Linked DNA regions of Homo sapiens: all the other regions are linked to region 3. Evidence: chromatin contacts called from ENCODE Hi-C or POLR2A ChIA-PET data. All regions are on one chromosome and are shown on one strand. Each heading gives the region's core, a stretch centred on a gene start or an enhancer-like site at or near the end of the contact. The rest is flanking DNA. Distances are from core to core; before and after follow the strand shown. Region 1 has its middle 110 kb from the start of THY1. Region 2 overlaps USP2-AS1 (USP2 antisense RNA 1). Region 3 holds the start of C1QTNF5 (C1q and TNF related 5).

Region 1 (4,613 bases), core at 2,086-4,585, 190 kb before region 3:
TGTCACCTGTCCTTATTTGATTAGTGTCTTAGAGTGCCTGCGGCCATCTCTTCACAAAAAGACAGCAAGAAAGAGGACATGTCTCCGCTGTTTCCTCTTTGCTGCCTGGGCTGCTGGCCCCAGAACGGCGGGGAAGGTGGGACTACAGGGATCAGGGTGGGGGAATGAAGATGCTTTCAAGGGCAGGGAGGCCAGGGGTTTTAAGGACTGCAAGCCAGGGATCGAGGTCCGTGCATTGTTGATTCAGAAACCCTTTCCAGACATCTTCATATCCATCCTCCATCTGCTGTCCTGACCCATGGTGACCTTTCCAAGCTCCTGCAGTACAAGATGAGAGGGGCTTTGTGTTTTCCCTCATTAAGGAGAACACATGCATCCCAGTGAGTCCTAGTGGTGAACGCTGGTGCTACTGCAATGACGTCCTGGATTCTGTTCCTCTGTGGCCCATGAACACAGATGGAACACACCAGGACTAAGAGCCACCAGATAGAGGACCCGGAAGGGAGTGTGGCCCTTTCCACGTGAGCCCCCTCTCCATGGCTGAAAGAAGAGCTCAGAACTCACTGCCTTCTCACATGGGGTCACTGGCTCCATCCTCATGTCTTATTTAATTTTCTCAGGAGTTCTGTGAGATAGTTGGTAATATTTTCATTTTCCAGATAAGAAGCTAAGGCTCAGGAGGCCAAATGACTTCCTTAAGGTAACATAATCAGCAAGTGGTAGAGCCAAGACTCAAAATTGGATCTTCTGACAACTCCATAATTCAGGCTAATCCTGACATTAGCCAGAAGGGCTGGCCAACACCAGGTTGTGCACAGCCTAATTTGCAAGGTCCATTAAGGACAAAACAGGTCAGGTGCAGTGGCTCACACCTGTAATCTCAGCACTTTGGGAGGCCAAGGCGGGAGGATTGCTTGAAACCAAGAGTTCAAGACCAGCATGAGCAATGTAGTGAGACCCCATCTCTGAAAAAAAAAATTAACCAGGTGCAATGGTGTGCTCCTGTAGTCCCAGCTATGCAGGAGGCTGAGGTGAGAGGATTGCTTGGGCCCAGGAGTCCAAGGCTGCAATGAGCTATGATCACACCATTGCACTCCAGGTTGACTGACAGAGCAAGACTATCCACCAGGATATGGTTTGAATTTGTGTCCCTGCCCAAATCTCATGTCAAATTATAATCCCCAATGTTGAAAGAGGAGCCTGTGGGAGGGGATTGGATCACGGAGGTGGATTTCCCCCTTGCTATTCTTGTAATAGTGAGTTTCCATGAGATCTGATTGTTTGAAAATGTGTGGCACCTCCCCCTCTTCTCTCTTCTCCTGCTCTGGCCATGTAAGACATGCCTGCTTCCACTTCCACCATGACTGAAAGTTTCCAGAGGCTTCCCCAGCCATGCTTCCTGTACAGCCTGCAGAACCGTGAGCCAATTAAACCTTTTTTTAAAAAAAAAATTACTCAGTCTCTAGTCGTTCTTTATGGCAGTGTGAGGAACAGACTAATACAAAGACTCTGTCTCTAAAATAAGAAAAAAAAATTAAAGAACAAAACTGGGAATGAGAAGATCTATGTAGCCCTCTCCAACAGGTGTTTTCTGGTACACGCGTTTTCATTGTTGGGTAGTCATGAACTTGGCTGGCTAATATTAGACATAAGTCCCTAGTGAACAATAGCTATAGCACACACATTCTCACGTACACTCACCAAAGTCTGACACACGCACCCCTATGCCTAGGCATGCATGCATCACCTTCTCATCCCCGACCACCTGCATCCCCTGGGAATCCATTTACATCTACTCAACAGAGCGGGGAGAAGAAGGAGATAAACCTGTATCAACACTGTATTTCTATTCCTCTCTCTCCTTGTGAAAACAAAAGAGGAACAGGGCAAAGCCTCATCCAATGTTTATTGGGAATCATCTCGACCTGATCCCGGGAAAATAGGTCCTTTTCAAATCCATGGTTCAGACGCAGCCTTTCCCATGACTGGGAGTGGGGACAACAGGCTGCTCGCCGGGCTCCGTGGCTGGCAGAGGAACTTGGTGGTAAGGCTTAATTATGATTCACAGAGCTGCATTCTGGAGAGGGTTTAGAGCCACTTAATTAGTGTAGGAATATACAGTCGTAATTATCCTGAAATATGGCCTAATTAACCTATGGAAAAGCCAGGACCACTGCTCGGGGATGCCAGAGACATTAGCAGCCTATTAATATACCCAGTCTGGGCCAGGCGCGGTGGCTCACGCCTGTCATCCCAACACTTTCGGAGGTCGAAGTGGGCAGATCACGAGGTCAGGATTTCGAGACCAGCGTGGCCAACATAGCGAAACCCCGTCTCTACCAAAAATACAAAAATTAGCAGGGTGTGGTGGTGTGCGCCTGTAGTCCCAGCTACTCAGGAGGCTGAGGCAGGAGAATTGTTTGAACCCGGGAGGCAGAGGTTGCAGTGAGCCAAGACCATGCCATTGCACTCCAGCCTGGGTGACAGAACAAGACTCTGTCTAAAAAAGAAAAAAAAAAAAAATATATATATATATATAGCTATGCAGTCTGCTATCTGGCACAGCCTTTGGGGGACTCAGGACTGGGGCAGACAGAGGAGAAAGGGTTTGTCTGGGAAGATGAAATGTTTAAGAGGAAAGTGTGACGTGGGCAGGGAAAGGAGAGGGGAGTGATATTTATTGAGGACTCATAAGGGCCAAGCAATGTTTTAGTCCATCTCTTACTTAATCTTCAAAACAGTCCTTTAAGATTGATATTAAAGTTCAGGGAGGTTCATTAACTAACCCAAGGTTACACGGCCAGGAAACATTCACACTGGAATTCCCCTCTAGGCTGTGGCTGCAAAGGCCATGCTTTTTTCTCTCTTCCACACTGCCTTGGGCAGGCACAACAGGCGAGGGAAATGGACTAAACAGAGGAGAGCCCCTTTCAACCCTAAGGAGGAGGCTCTTCTGCCGTTTTAGAAAAGTGGAGTCATTCAAGCGGTTCAAGCTGTCAGTTGTGTTGTGCAGGCTGGACATTGCACAAACCCTAGGAGTCCCATTCACACAAGCTACAGGGAGAATAATGTCCCCTAGAGGGCACAGTGTATGGCCTGCACGGCCATTCACAGCAGCCCTGGGAGACTGCCCTACATGACCCTTTAACTTTCCTTCCTACCCAAGAGACCACTTCCAACTCTGGCTCTGAGCCCAGATATTGGCCCAAAGCTAGAGAAGCTACCTCTGGGATAATCCTTCATGAAGCAGAATTTGGACCCAGTCCTCTCCTGGGGAGACTCCAGCACCCAGGGACACTCAGACGCCAGGACACAAGTTCAAAGCCCTCCAGGGGGAGCCCGAGAGCCGGGCGTGCGCCGCAGAGCCTGTCTGGCCAGCAGGTTGAGGAATATTCCAACAACGTCCTCATTCTTCCCTGATCAAAGGAGCCAGGATTGAACCTGCTGTAATCATCCGTCGGGGAGTTTGCTTAAAATTCCCCTAATTATGGGAGAGCAGAAAATTGCTACGCCTCAGACTGAATAGAGAAATCGAAGGCGCCCTGCTCCCAGCTGCCTGGGGGGGGAGACACGCCAGCATGGGAACAGAAGGCGGTGGGGGGAGGCGAGGGGCAACTGAGGATGGGCGGTGGGAGAAGAACGGTGTGCTGGTCCATGCCAGGGAGCGGGAGAGGAAGGGAAGGAGCCAGCTGCACTGGGGCTGTGGTGACTGGCTCAGGTGAGGCACACTGCCTCCCCTCCAGACAGAAGGGTGCAGGGGTGAGGAGAGCAGGCCTGTGGGGAAGAAACAGCCAGCAATGCCCCCTCCCATGGCTGGAGCTGGCTTTCTGGAGAGGCTGGGGACCCCCAACTCTGGCTTAGTTTGGACTGCGGGCTCTGGAGCATCCTCCCTGCCAGGGGTGGGGAAGGGAAAGGGCTGGAGGAAAGGTCAGGGAACAGGCCGGCAGGGCAGGGCTCATCCAGGCACCCTGCTGTGGGCTCAGCCCTGTTCCAGGCACACTGAGCGGTCTAGAAGAAGGAGAAGAGGACCAGATCTCTGCCCTCAGAGGGTCTCCTTCTGAAAGGGGAGACCGGGTGAGCATCTTAACCTAAAGTAAGATTCAAAGGCACCGTACACACCAGTGCCTGGCCCTCACAGTTTCCTGAGCTGTAGGAAGCGGATGGGAGTGCACTGAACTGCATGGATCAGAAGGGGAGGCTTGCTGGGCAGGCAAGTGCCAAGCAGAAGGAAGGGGCAAAGGAGGAAGGGACCGGAGAAGGGAGGGAGAATTCGAAGGAGCCATGCAAAATAGAAGGAGATTATGGCGGCCACGTTTTGGATAAGGGGGCCAAGGCCCAGGGAGGTGGGGTTACTTGCCCAAACTCACACAGCCCATCAGTGGCTGAACTGGGGCTCAAACTCAGGTCTCAGACTCCTAGTCTGGTGCATTACACAGCCATGGAGGCAGGGGGTGGGAGTGGGGGTCTGGCCAGAAGGTGGGATGCTGGAAAGAGTGTGGGGACTTGGGCTTAAAGATCCTGCTGCATCAGCAGTCCGTTTACTGACAAGTTGACATTGATTCTACAGGAGAAGCAGTGCTCTAAAGGGTCTCTCCTTTGCTAGACCTGCCCCA
Region 2 (4,929 bases), core at 1,606-4,105, 130 kb before region 3:
CTCCAGCTACCTCCCTGGGGAAGAAGGTGTCTGATCAATCCAGTAGAACCAAAGCGGAGAGAGGTAGCTCCGTAATGCTAATAGCATGGGTTTATATAATGCTTGCTGTGTACCAGGCACCATTCTGAACACTTCTCATGAATGAACTCACAACAGTTCTATGGGTTCCACACTATTACTTTACTATCCTGCATTGTAGATTTCAAAAACACAAACAAACAAATAGGAGTCACAAAAGGCCAAGTAATTTGCCCGTGATGCTACTACCATCTATCTGTAAGTGGAACCTGCACAGTGAGGCTGCAGAATCGGCACACTGACCTCTGCAAGCCGTGCCCCTGCGAAGCCACAGTCCCGCCCTCTTCATTCCTTCCTCTGCTCTTCTGTGGCTCTGGGTCACCTGACGTCTGCTAGGGTCAGGTACTCTCCAGGGCAAGACTGTGGCATCCTCAACACAGACCCCCCGCGCTGACACACGCCTGGCAGCCAGTGAGTGCTCAGCAAGTGTCTGTTGAATTAACTGTGGCGTGCACCACCCTCTCTCCCGCCCAGGGATGAGCAGATCCTTTCCCCTTCAGAGCAGTCCAAACAAGGCAGCAAGTTTGCTCAGGAGCCTTCCGGAGTACTGAGTGGAGAGCAGCCCATGGGGATAGAACAGAGGCTGCCACTGAGCTCCTGCTCCTGCTGGATCAGACTCCTGCTCTGGGTCAGACCACTACCGCCCTGGCTGTCCAGGTCCAGCTGCTGGTAACGGTTTGTGTTGGGAAGGGTTCCTCCCAGGTTGGCCTCAACTCCTGTCTGCCCTTGACTGAGCTGGACTCAAGCCTTGCAGCTGCCCCATCCCTCTCCCAGAACCTGGCCCCACTCCTTGGGGTTCAAGCTGCAGAAGGGTGAGCCCAGACAGCCCATCCCTGAGGCCTGGATCTGGCTACCCTTCCTCCAGCTCATCCACTCCCAGCCACCTTGGCTACTTCCACCCTAGACACAGCTAGGTGCTCACCCTGAAACAGGAAGTCCCCACAGCTGACCCTTCAGTCCTTCGCTTTACCTGCAGAAACCCCCAAGCTCTTGTAGCTCTAAGTCCCCTGAGAGCTACTCACAAGTTCAAGTTTTCAGGCTGAGGGTCATCAAAGCCCCTCTGTTCATTTGCAGAACCTGGAGCAGAGCAACATCTCCACAGACCAGCTCACCTGGCCAGTTCAGAGGCAACTCTGCCCACTTCCTTGGTCCCCCTGTGACTTCCATGGCATAGAAATTTGGGAATTCAAGCTTCCATCTATCCATCCATCCATCCATATATCCATCCATCCATTCATCTACTCAGCCACATGTCCAGCCACCCACCCAACCATCCATCCACTCATCCATCCATCTATCCATTCATTTATCCAACCATCCACCCATCCACCCATCCATCCATCCGTATATCCACCCACTCATCCACCCACTCATCCACCTATATATCCATCCATCTATATATCCATCCATTATCCATCATTCATCCATCTATTCATCTACCTACCCATCTTTCCACCCACCCACTATCCATCATTCATCCATCTATTCGTCTACCTACCCATCTTTCCACCCACCCACCCACCATCCATCTATTCATCTATATATCCATCCATCCATCATCCATCTACTTATCTACCCACCCATCTATCCACCCATATACCCATCCCTCTCTCCCTCCCTCCCTTCACCCATCCATCCATATATCCATCTAGCCAACCAGCCAACAAATGTATATAACGTGACATGCTGGACCCTAGGGATCCTGAGATGGACACATTATGATCCTATCCTCCCTCTGAGGGTAGGAAAGTAAAAGAAGAAAGGGATGTTTTCCAAAGATTATTCTAAGAAGGTGCTGACTAATGGAACTTTCCGTGATGCGGCTAATGTTCTCTTCTGTGCTACTCAATATGGTCAACAGCCATTAGCCATGTGTGGACATTCAGCATCTGAAATGTGGCTAGTGTGACTGAGGAACTGAGTCTTTCATTTCATGTAATTTTAATTAATTGAAATGCAAACCATCACATGGCACCAGTGGCTTCAGGACGCCACAGACCTAAGAACTGTGGTAGCACAGAAGGGAGGGGAGGCTTCAGGGAGGAGACAACATTAGGCGGGGCCAGGCTCAGACTCAGCCAGCTTGCTCATTCTTCTTCCCTGACACCTGCTGGAGCATGTCCAGCCCCGGCCAGACCCTTAAGCATATTTTGGAAAGTCTGTTGTCACAGTGCTGAGCTCAGCTGGAGGCTCTTCTGACCTTGCACACCCTCTCTGAGGTCACTGCTGGGTGAGGCCTGAGCCCTTCTCACTCCAGGAGTTCCTGACTCATCCTGGAAAAAGCAGAAAAGCCTCTGTATTTCTCAAGAACCAGCTTCAATGTTAAGAAGAGGGCAGACATGACCCCAGGCATGACCCCAGCTCGGGGACACAGGGACAGGGTATAGGGGGCAGGGAGAAGTCCAAAACAAGTGAGAAGCAGAATAGAGAGCCAGGGCCCAGCAGAGGGTGAGGTGAAAACTGATGGAATGAGACATGGAGGAACGGACAGCCCAAGCCAGCAGGGCAGACAGAGTAAGAGAGATATGCCACAGAGCGACGGCTAACATGAGCCAGAACGGAAGGGACATGCTGAGGTAAAAACAGCTGGAGGCAGGCTGACAGGTGGCTACAGACAAGACTAAGACAGGCTGACCAAAAGGCAGTCTGTGACCCCAGGAGAGGTGGGGTGGGGGTCCCAGAGGGCAGCTCTGAGATCTCTGGCACATCCATTGACTGCACTTGCAGATCAGACCACTAGGAGGTAGCATTGCTCCAACCACTGCCACTAGCCCGGCATCCAGCTTCCAAAAGATGGTTACAGCCAGACTCCCTGTCATGGGCAGCGGACATGGCTTCACTGAGAGATGTAAGAGGCTGGGATAGGGGGACCCAGGGCATCTATGCCCTAGCCTGGAGAGTCCCTCTCTCATCACCCAGGATCTCCTCAAACCTGCCCCTTCCCTCCACATTCCCAGTCCCTGGCCTTGTCCCTTTCCTGACAGCTGCCTGGGCTCCCAGAGCACTGAAGGACGGAGGCTCAGGATGCCCATCAATTCCCTGTCTTTGCCTGAAAAAGGCAAGTGAGGATTCTAGGTCTGAGAATTGCCCTTAGCTCCTGCCATGGGGCCTGGTCCATGACGAGGGTCTCATGGGTTCTTGGGTGCAAGGCGTGCTTCACATAGATCCAGGGGTCTTGGCTGACCCCATGCTCAGCAGCAGCCAAGTGCAGCTTTGGGCTGCATTAACAGAACCAAATGTCTGGATACAGGACTGCATTCAGCAATGAAGCCCAGTCCTCAGGCTATAGCTCTGGAACAGACAATGTAGCACAGGAGGAAGAGCGATGCGGACCATGTCATAGTTACAAACCCAGTCGTGCACATCATAGGGTGGTGATCTCATCAGATTATAATACCGTATTTTTGCTCTACCTTTTCTGTGTTTAGATGCCCAAATATTTGCCATTGTGTTACAGTCACCTACACTGTTCAGTACAGTCACATGCTGTACAGGTGTGTATCCTAGAAACAACAGGCTCTATCATGTGGCCTAGGTGCGAAGCAGGCTGTACCACCTAGGCTTGTGTGAACACAGTCTACGATGTCCCCACAATGACGAAACAGTCTTATAATGCATTTCTCAGAATGTGTCCCTGACGTTCAGTGGCATGTGACTGTCCCATCAATGGAGCACCAACACTATATACATCAGCTTCTCTAATCCTTACAACGGCCTGCATAGTTATACCCACTTTACAGATGAGAAAACTCAGAGAGGCTCCTTCTCTAAAGGCTATCCTATAAATGTAGGTGTTTCTAGGGGTTCCATTTCAGGCCTCTTCTCTTTTTCCTCTGCATGTATTCCCTTAGCCACATCTGCTCCTATAACCTAGCCTTAATTCTCAAATTAAGTCCTTGCCCAGATCTTTCTTCTGGGTTCCAGACTAGTCCATCCACCTGCTGTCAGTGGCCCTCACCAGCCTCCACTGCACCCAATTCAATCAGCCTCCCCCTCCTGCTCACTCTGCCCTCACCCTGGATCTCGGATCCTAGCACCACTCAGCGCCATCTCACCTCCCTGAGCCATGCTGCCATCACCCTTCGCCTCCATGTGAAGTGTGGCTCAGGGAGATGAGATGAGGCTGAGAGTGGTGCTGCTCTGTTTTTACTGGTGCCCTCCACACTGCAGCCAGAGTAGTCTTTTTTTTGGCAGGGGTGGGGGGTCGGGTCTTGCCCAGGCTGGAGTGCAGGCTGAAGTACAGGCTCGTCACCCAGGCTGGAATGCAGTGGCGCCATCTCGGCTCACTGCAACCTCCTTCCACTTCCAAAGTTCAAGCAATCCTCCCACCTCAGCCTTCCGGGTAGTTGAGACCACAGGCGTGTGCCACAACACTTGGCTAATTTTTAATTTTTTTGTAGAGGCAGGGTCTCATTATATTGCTCAGTCTGGTCTTGAACTCCTGGGCTCAAGCAATCCTCCCACCTCGGCCTCCCAAAGTGCTGGGATTACAGACACGAGCCACCGGAGGCAACTTGGTCAAACCTCCAGAGGCCACTTTCCACCCCCGCCAACCACATCTTCCTGGAGGCAGAGACAACGCTTGTTCCCTGCCTTCCCTCCCGACACCACCAGCACGCACTTGTGCACGCGCACACGCACACACGCACACGTGGGCAGCTCGAACTGCGCTCCCTCAGATTCCTCCTCCCCTGAGCACACTGTACCTGCCCTGCCCCAGGACAGGGTGCCCCCTCCTCCCACCTGCACCCCACCTGTCTCTCCCCCAGCTTCTCTTGTTCCAGCACCTCAGTCCTGGCATCTGCCAGGCTAAGAAGCCATCCTTGGCCTGGGAGCGCTGTCTTTGACTCG
Region 3 (2,700 bases), core at 201-2,700:
AGCCCCTTTCCACAGCCCACACCAAAGATGAAGGCATCCTCTTACACAGAGCAGGGGGTTTCTTCCAGATGCCCAAGCAGTCCCTGCAAACGCGGGTGCCCCATGTTCCCTGAGATTAAAGACGTGCCTGCATGATGCCCAGGGCTGGCAAGCGATGCTGGAGCAGGCTCTCAGGGATGGCAGGGATCCTCAGAGTGTGTACAGCCTGTCTCTTTGTTATCCTCTTGCTTCCTCACAACCACCCCCATTGGACCCATGTACACACAGGACCGAGCGATTCGGTGACTTGCCACAGGCCACAGAGCCAGTGAGCAGTCCCCACAGTGGCCCTCCCCTCCACCCCTGCAGAGCTGGCCTGTGAGCCTGTCCAGGTGGAGATGTGCCTCGGTCTGAGCTACAACACCACAGCCTTCCCTAACATCTGGGTGGGCATGATCACCCAGGAGGAGGTGGTAGAGGTCCTCAGCGGTTACAAGGTCTTCTGGGTGGAGGGAAGGAGGGCGGGCCTGGGAGGGGAGGAGCCTGGGAGCAGGTGCCTGAAGGCCACTCTCCCTCCGCAGAGCCTGACAAGCCTGCCCTGCTACCAGCATTTCCGGAGGCTCCTGTGTGGGCTGCTTGTGCCCCGTTGCACCCCACTAGGCAGTGTTCTGCCCCCTTGCCGCTCTGTCTGCCAGGAAGCGGAGCACCAGTGCCAGTCTGGCCTGGCACTACTGGGCACCCCCTGGCCCTTCAACTGCAACAGGCTGCCAGAGGCAGCTGACCTGGAAGCTTGTGCCCAGCCCTGACCCTGAAGCCGGCCCCTGCCCTCTTCCTGCCCGTCCTCTTTTGCCGGTCAGGGCTGGCACGCAGGGGAACAAAGGAAGGAGCATCAGCAGGGTCTCTACCCATCCTTCTCTGGGGCTCCCAGGGAGGGGGAAGAGAAGTCCTCAGCTGGGGCTCATGGGACCCTACCACCCTCCCTGCTCCTTCCTGTCCCTTTACCGGTCCCAGGCTGCTGACTGGCCCCACACTGTGCCACCGGACAATCGAGACCACTTCCCATCCAGGCCTCTTCCCCTTTCCATCTGCTTTTTCAGCTTCTCCATCGCCTGCCTTCTGACCTTTTCCTTGATTCAACAAAAATGTACTGAGCATCTATTCATGTGGCAGGCCCCTGTCCTAGGCCCTAGGGATCCAACTGGCTGTCTGCCTCTAGAACTCTCCACCCTCATCTCTCTGCGTATTTCTCCCTGAAATGGGGTCTGGTCCTTGGTCTCTGCCACTGCCCTGCCTCTCCTCTGGCCCTGGGAACAGGAGGTGCCCTGTGTGTCCGTCTCTCGAAGTTCTGCCTCTCTGTGCCCAGCTCAAGTCTCTCTCCCCCTCCTTTCTCCCCCTAAACTTTGGCCGGCCGCCGGGCGACACCACGAGTTATTTCCCAGCTATTTCCCGGTCCGGGAGCTCTTGGCCCCTGAACAACTGGTTTCCTCTTGGAGTCTGGGAGGAGGAAAGCGGAGCCGGCAGGGAGCGAACCAGGACTGGGGTGACGGCAGGGCAGGGGGCGCCTGGCCGGGGAGAAGCGCGGGGGCTGGAGCACCACCAACTGGAGGGTCCGGAGTAGCGAGCGCCCCGAAGGAGGCCATCGGGGAGCCGGGAGGGGGGGTGAGTCTGGCGGAGGAGGGGAAAGGGGCTGGGGAGGGGACTGTGGGAAAGGCTGGCGCGGGCCGGCGGTGGGAGGGAGGGCTGGCCGCTCCCACCCTCTCGCGCCTGCCTGTGCTCTCCGGATGCTCGGCCCTGCGAGCGCTCAGCCTCAGGGGCACGGCAGTGGGGTGGGGACCGACTGGGCCGCGCCGGGGTGGGGAGAGAGGCAGGTCCCAGGATTCTGGGTCCCGACTCCAGTCCTGCCTGGTCCACAGACTGCGAGAGGACCCCGGCGTCCGGGCTCCCGGTGCCAGCGCTATGAGGCCACTCCTCGTCCTGCTGCTCCTGGGCCTGGCGGCCGGCTCGCCCCCACTGGACGACAACAAGATCCCCAGCCTCTGCCCGGGGCACCCCGGCCTTCCAGGCACGCCGGGCCACCATGGCAGCCAGGGCTTGCCGGGCCGCGATGGCCGCGACGGCCGCGACGGCGCGCCCGGGGCTCCGGGAGAGAAAGGCGAGGGCGGGAGGCCGGGTAAGAAGGCACCGCCGCGGCTATCGGTGGCGATGTCCGAGCAGGCGCGGCCGCAGCTCCAGCTCCCGGTGTCCGGGACTCGGGTCTCCCGCCAGGGGGCGCCACTCCCCGCGCTTTGCAGCCCTGAGCGGGGGAGGGGCCCAGGCGGCGGGAGCCCCCTTGGCCAGCCCCCCAGATCTGCCCTGCGGGAAGGGGTGGAGGAGGTACCCGTGCGGGAGGAGGCGCTGGCCGAAGCTCAGGCAGGGGCGGGGAGGGGTACGGTGACCTTAGAGTCGCCGCCCCGCTGCGGGCTGAGCCGCCGCTACTCTCACCCTGCCGCCCCGCTTACCCCGCAGGACTGCCGGGACCTCGAGGGGACCCCGGGCCGCGAGGAGAGGCGGGACCCGCGGGGCCCACCGGGCCTGCCGGGGAGTGCTCGGTGCCTCCGCGATCCGCCTTCAGCGCCAAGCGCTCCGAGAGCCGGGTGCCTCCGCCGTCTGACGCACCCTTGCCCTTCGACCGCGTGCTGGTGAACGAGCAGGGACATTACGACGCCGTCACCGGCAAGTTCA

The links. A loop is a pair of places that touch in the nucleus more often than their neighbours do. ChIA-PET counts read pairs that join two places held with the same protein, here RNA polymerase II (POLR2A). Pooled maps may share reads with other maps.
Region 1: a loop to region 3 is called in a pooled map, with 2.5 times the contacts of the local background. The contact joins the enhancer-like site here to the promoter of C1QTNF5 in region 3. A Hi-C loop is called at or near these places in 1 of 50 pooled maps. POLR2A ChIA-PET finds 5 or more read pairs at or near these places in 2 of 52 experiments (BJ and WTC11).
Region 2: a loop to region 3 is called in a map of dorsolateral prefrontal cortex, with 10 times the contacts of the local background. The contact joins the enhancer-like site here to the promoter of C1QTNF5 in region 3. A Hi-C loop is called at or near these places in 17 of 168 maps with a recorded cell type or tissue (Caco-2, GM12878, HUES64 and 12 more), 2 of 37 single-sample maps with no recorded cell type and 17 of 50 pooled maps. POLR2A ChIA-PET finds 5 or more read pairs at or near these places in 11 of 52 experiments (AG04449, AG04450, BJ and 7 more).

Annotation. Positions count from the first base shown.
Region 1 is chr11:119,532,738-119,537,350 of GRCh38, reverse strand. No RefSeq gene overlaps it. Among named protein-coding and RNA genes, the nearest start is that of THY1, 110 kb to the right of the region's middle. RefSeq lists an enhancer at 3,165-3,694. Within about 2 kb of position 3,335, at least 4 of the 41 ENCODE cell types and tissues checked have a DNase peak (open chromatin) inside an H3K27ac peak, as active enhancers do.
Region 2 is chr11:119,472,782-119,477,710 of GRCh38, reverse strand. All of the region lies in intron 3 of USP2-AS1 (USP2 antisense RNA 1), which reads right to left. Among named protein-coding and RNA genes, the nearest start is that of THY1, 52 kb to the right of the region's middle. RefSeq lists enhancers at 98-597, 598-1,099, 2,119-2,413, 3,793-4,293. Within about 2 kb of position 2,855, at least 2 of the 41 ENCODE cell types and tissues checked have a DNase peak (open chromatin) inside an H3K27ac peak, as active enhancers do; they include dorsolateral prefrontal cortex, where a contact is called at or near this core.
Region 3 is chr11:119,339,633-119,342,332 of GRCh38, reverse strand. C1QTNF5 (C1q and TNF related 5) reads left to right here and starts at 1,450. Exons shown (of 3, transcript NM_001278431.2): 1 at 1,450-1,638; 2 at 1,893-2,149; 3 at 2,485-2,700. The coding sequence starts at 1,936. It overlaps MFRP (membrane frizzled-related protein), which reads left to right. Exons shown (of 15, transcript NM_031433.4): 12 at 349-476; 13 at 561-1,638; 14 at 1,893-2,149; 15 at 2,485-2,700. The coding sequence ends at 785. RefSeq lists a silencer at 2,232-2,331.